2 separate regions of the Homo sapiens genome follow, and region 1 is linked to region 2. A link is an interaction called in ENCODE POLR2A ChIA-PET data of the cell type or tissue named here. Cell type or tissue: A673. All regions are shown on one strand. Each heading gives the region's core, and the rest is flanking DNA. Links, peaks and the distances in the headings are about the cores only. Region 1 has its middle 130 kb from the start of GAP43. Region 2 overlaps LSAMP (limbic system associated membrane protein).

Evidence for each region. ChIA-PET counts read pairs that join two places held together with the same protein. Peaks named below come from ENCODE experiments on the same cell type or tissue, not always from the same donor. Only the 100,000 strongest peaks of a DNase experiment are listed, where the experiment ranks them.
Region 1: POLR2A ChIA-PET joins it to region 2 with 6 read pairs; 1 of 35 experiments calls an interaction of 5 or more read pairs at or near these places.

Annotation. Positions count from the first base shown.
Region 1 is chr3:115,492,530-115,495,453 of GRCh38, reverse strand. No RefSeq gene overlaps it. Among named protein-coding and RNA genes, the nearest start is that of GAP43, 130 kb to the left of the region's middle. In A673, for the core only: no CTCF peak of the experiment used is centred there; a DNase peak (open chromatin) is centred at 1,393; H3K27ac peaks cover 383 bases.
Region 2 is chr3:115,857,783-115,860,706 of GRCh38, reverse strand. The region is part of intron 3 of LSAMP (limbic system associated membrane protein); the gene reads left to right. All of the region lies in intron 1 of LOC124906269 (a long non-coding RNA gene), which reads right to left. Among named protein-coding and RNA genes, the nearest start is that of SNORD155, 46 kb to the left of the region's middle. In A673, for the core only: no CTCF peak of the experiment used is centred there; DNase peaks (open chromatin) are centred at 1,126 and 1,476; H3K4me3 peaks cover 717 bases; H3K27ac peaks cover 2,500 bases.

The DNA of each region.
Region 1 (2,924 bases), core at 295-2,794, 370 kb after region 2:
GTAGGAAGTTAATATGGTCTATAGTATGATGAAGCTAATTTTAAGGTCAGGATTAGGGTAGATCTACTACAAAATTTTATTATCATCTCTAATAAAATTCCAATGGCCAAGTCTGGGGCAAAACTTAGGAGGTGAGCTATGGGTGCATTGCATCATGGGTGGGACTCAAATGTACTTTCATGACTGAGGTGTGAGATTGGTAAGTAAATTCACAAACACTGTTTTCAGCTGAACTTTGGGTAATAGCTGATTCAGATCTTTGTATTGAACAAGTACCAAATGCCTCTCACATTGTATCTGACGGTTTGGTGATCAACTGAATGGAGTGTTATGGGAAGGAACAAGAACTCCTACTGGCTAATGTAAGAGTGCAGACAGGGAAAGTGTACCTTCCCATCTGCTGCCTCTGGCACTCATTAATCACGCTGGCATTTAAGAAATGGCAGGGCAGGTGCAAGAGCAAATGCTGCTGGGAAAGGGAAGCTATAATAAGGAAGCAAATGAAGGGAGGATTTGTTTTTCTGAACAACTGTGTTATGTACTATGAGAAAGGAATGAGGGAAAGTGTGCCTGGCCCAATGATGAATACACCTGCAGCAAGAATATATTTGTATTTGCAAAGTTCCTGCCTCCACCCCAGAACCAGAGGAGACAAGTATATGAAATTTTAGAAAAATGTTTTTATCCCTGCTTCTAGTTATTAATGATTCAGAAGTTTTGAGGTCTAGTCTCAGAACAACCTACTACAGGATCAAGTAAATTTGTTGTTTAATGATTAAAGAATGGCTATTTATATGTGGTTTTTAATTTTCTATTACTCTGAAAAATCCCCAAATACCAGATTATTTGAGTGGATGCCAGGCTCTGGAAAATCTTATTTCAGGCTAGAATGGTGAAGTTTTTCTATAATACTTATTGGGGTTTGTACAATTTAATACTATAGGGAAAGGAAAATTCTTTTGATGACGAAAGGAATGATAAGGATGAGCACTGAATTTGGAGCCAGGTGGCTTTGGCTTAATCTCAGTACTACCACTCTCTATAATCATTCTCTCTCTGAGTTTAAATTTTCTCATCCAATTTTATATTTAAAAAGATGTACTAGGCAGTGTCTTTCTTTACATCTCTAAGACTACATAGTTGTGTGTGTGTGTGTGTGTGTGTGTGTGTGTGTGTGTGTGTGTGTGTGTGCTTTGAAGGATAATTTCTTAAATCTCTTAATGTAGAGAGCTGAAATGTTGGAAGTGTGGGGTAAAAGTGGATTCACCATGGAGTCATTTAATGAACAAAATAGAGAGAAAGACATAATTGTGATTGCAGGTTTAGCCTGCAAAGCTAAGAAGATAGAATCAGTAATTGAATAATGCATAACTGTAACTTAATCCAATTATAGTTTCAACCCTCATATTCCTTTGCAGTAAAGTGAAATCGTCATGCCCATTACAATAGAATACTGCAGGAAACAACACAAGGTAGTGATGTTTGAAAAGATATAAAAAGGGGAAAGACCTTGAGTCTCAGTGTCACATTCTTTGGAGAAGAACTTAACACAGTACAGAAAGTAGTGGCAATAAAAACTTACACCAAGAATCTAGGGAGATTTCTTTTTGGCAGAGTGAATGATGGGAAAAGCAGAACAGAAAGATAGAAAGAGAAACTGTTTCATCTTAATTTATTAGTTAGAAAAAGAGAGCAAAGAGGATGGAAGATTCTGAGCTCAAAACCTTTGACTAGAAGAATCATTATCTACCTGGCCCCAACACCACCACTATAGCCTCATTGCCAATTATTTACTACAACATGATACTTTAACACTTAGACTTAACCCGTGATCCACAAAAATTTTAGAAAGCTTCAGTAGAAATTTCTCTCTCTTTTTTTTCCTATTTCTTCTCCTATATTAGTTACATTTTCCTGGCTCTTCTTTCCACATGAACCAAAGAAGATCTTACACCTGAGAGTCTAATGTTATTTTGAACTATGTGTAAATTCTAATGTAATATAATAAAAATCTATATTGTATCTCAAGGAATGCCCTATATAGAAATGTCGCCAAAACCTCTACATTAAGAGAGACCTGAGTTGGATTATCAAAAAGGATGTGCTGCAGGTTTTAAAGAATGTACATAGAACTCCCTTCCATATAACAGTCTGTGGGATAGATTGGATAGCTTCCTCTGAAAAGATGAATTAGATTGGTTAATTGTTTTGGCAGTTAATATCGTGCTCTCTTAGGCTATCATTTTTAGTGTCTTTTTCGCTATGATTTAAAGCTTTTTAGTTAAATCTCACATGTTTATACCTCACTTCCCCATCTAAGTTCATTGAGAGCAAAGGCCACTTATACTTTCTTGTATTGTGCAAAGAGTTCCATACCTTGCAGTAATAGGTGCTCAACCACTAAATGAGTGCTTAGATTGGCTGACCTATAAGTTAACTAACAACCCAGAAATTCTGATTTTATCACTCTGGTGATTCTTTAATTTGATTTGTTCACATTATTATGTCTGAATATCAAACTTGTGAAACAGCTTTAATGAACAAATGAGACTCATTTCTAATAAACATTTTCTATTTATATGTCAACAGACATTAAGTAGCAAAGCCCTTGAAAATACTTTCTCTTATGTAACATTGTCTACTTTATCAAAATGTTTAGCAAACATACTATGACAGATATTGTTAATAAAACCCTAAGTCCATGTGTTCACATTAATACATTGTAAATTAGAAGTGCCAGAATTAACTCTTTTTACTAAAATATAAATAATTTCTTCCAAGCCCAGAGCATTATAATAAACAAGATGTTTACTCAACTTTCAATGTAGACCAGAAATTTTCAGTTTTCGAGAGCAGTGGAAGCTTTTCAAAATAAAATGTTTACCAATCCCTTCAAGTAAAATTGATAAATGTATGTCATTAAT
Region 2 (2,924 bases), core at 139-2,638:
TTTTTGTGTACCAATAGGTTTTTATTGCTAATGGAGGGACTCCTAAAAATAAATGGTTAAGAGGCTAAATTTTTAAAGATCAACTTTTTTCCCCTCATTTATTGGTTCATTTGATCTTTTCAATAAGGAAGTTAAGTGAAGTGGACAAACCTCATAAAAGATGAAGCCTGTCTTTTTACCTTCTTTATCAGTAATTGAGCTGCATTGCTTTGGAAATTTCTCACATGTCTTATTCTCAATCTCCCACTCTATACTTGAAAGAAAGAAATAAAGCAGATTCTGAGAGCTAAGAATCCAGCCAACTGTAGCATCCTTCAGCATTCTAATGATAAAAGTAGGCATGCTTAGTTCGGAACATGAGTCCCAAACGTCCACAGACCTGGGTCAAAGCTCATGTCTTCCTTACTAACATTATAAGCTTGGGCAAGTTTCTTGACCACTCTAAACCTGTGTTCCTATGTGTTACACATCTGTAAGCAATCTTAAAACTATCGTGAATTAAATAAGATAATATATCTGGGTCACTTAGCACAGTGCCTAGCAAGTGTTTATTAAGAGGTAGCTCATACAACACTCACTCTACAATATTTCTTAAACTTTTAATAGGTTCCGACATTGTGCTACACACTAGGGAAGGGATACAGTGATGATCAAAACCAAATGTGGTTTTTACAGTGGTAAAGCCTTACAATGTAACCATAGCTATTCTCAGTACAATCCCCTTCAGAGAACTAAATATAGGGGATTCTGACTTCAAGCATCACATTTAGAAGGGCAGGGCAGTTTCTAAAAACTGACACCAAGTAGGGGGTAATGGTTTAGTATAAATACAATAAAAGAATGTCATGGCCCAGGACTGAAAAAAGGATGCATGCATGGCAGCCTCAGGCTGGAAACTCAGCTCAAACTATTTCAGCTGGCTTATTTTTTATATGTGAAAGCAAAAATGCAAATCATAATGAATTGGATCTCTCTGGATGCCAGGAAGAATAATCCCAGGATGTTCTTTTTCATTTGGCCCATGCTCATTCATAGAGCCAAAGCCAGTTGTGAATCTTCCCTGGCATTGTTCTTGTCACTGGTTTCTGGGTACTAACTACATCCTTTGGGGTTGCAGAAGGCATGGGGCCAATTTGCATAATCCACCCCCTGTTGTGTCTTATTATTCAAATAGGGAACATTTCTATAGCAGAGTAACCCACCCCTTCCCTTGCATGCAGCTCAAATGTCTAAACAGTCATATGCCTCTTTCTTCAGAAAACTCTCTCTCCTTTCATTTCCATTCCTCCAACTCTTCCCTAAAATCGTTCTCATTATATCACATCTCTCCGTTTTTGTTTTTGTTTTTGTTTTCTTCATCCCCTTCAATACCTTGTTCTTCCCTGTGTCTCCTTATCCTCCTGTGGTTGTTGCTTTTGACGACTGCATCTACCCCTTCCCTGCCTTCTTTCAATCAGGGATCATTTTACCACTCTTCACCCCTCCCTTCCAGTGGTGAAAAGTGAGGATGAGAAGTGGTTTCAGCCTTTGGACAGCAACATTGTCAAACACTAAGGGGTCTCTCAGGTGGAATGTGAAGCGGAGAAGCAAAAACCTCAAATAATCTGGAGAGACACATGGCTGGAAATACAAACAGAACCCTACTGCAGGCATCTTTTCTAGATTTCTTGTGTTTCTTTCTCTCTTCCTTTCCTTAGCATTTTTGTGTAGAACGTGATGTGCAGGAAAGCAGGGAAGAAAGCAAAAACAGGAATAGGTGAGAGCATGTCCTTAGGGGAAAACAAAAGCAAAACATGAAACATACTGTAAGAACAGAAACATGGTACAGCATTTGAAGTTCTCACAGGAAACTTCAAATGGCATCACTGATTCGTGATCTTTTTTCCTTTAATTTTCTTAGGTAGAAGTTCATAGCTTGCTTTTCTTGCTTACTTACTTCACTCACATTTCCAATCACAGACCCACACAAACACAAATATACACACATATACACCTTGCAAGATAAATTCTAGTTCTTTGCTTTTCATTAAACTGTATGTATGTTTGTGTTTATAGCTAGTGTGTTTACAGCCACTTGCATGTAAATATTCAAACGTAGGTGAGTAAAAGGAATAGCAACCCCATTTCAAGCACATCTTCCTATCTGTGAAAGATTGATCTACCGAGATGCTATACTTATAAAAGTCTTCTCAGAACAGTGAAAAAAATGATCCATTCATTTCCTAACATACTTTCCTTGGAATTCTATATTTTTAAAGTCACAAAGTGCTCCAATTTAGCAAGTTTCCTAAATTGTATTCTTTGTATCTCAAATAAAAGGAAAGACAGGTACTATAATGATTATTAGAGCAATAGTCTGTAAAAAAATTTTTAATTCCAAATATGGGGCTGGTTGTCATGTCCTGGGAAGTTTTTGAGGCTAGTCCTGTTCTGCTTAGTGAGCAAATATTTGAGGGTGAGGAAATGTGTGTGCTGCTCACACACATTTAACAGTAAAATCTTATATGTAAATAACTAGCTTTTTGTGGGGTGTGTGTGTGTGAGAGAGAGAGAGAGAGAGAGAGAGAGAGATGGGAGGACGGAAGGAGGGAGAGGGAGGAGAGAAAGAAAGGGAATGAGAGAAAGCAGCACCATGGAAATATATTTAATTTCAAATGGCTCCTTTTTACAAATGCCTGGTTGACCTTATAAATCTAAATCAGTCAACATTTTGCATAGCAACTACAGGGCTCACTAAAGCATGGAACTCCGAAGGCACTGTACTCAGAAGGCAGCACCTGGCATGCTTTAATTGGAGTTATTCCTGGCTGATTTGCCTCCACATTGGGGAACACAGGAGAGAACACTTTTCTCTTGCCATTAGCTCTAGGCCCTTCTTTCTGACTTATGAAGAAATATTAAAAGAACTAATATGTACAACTTGA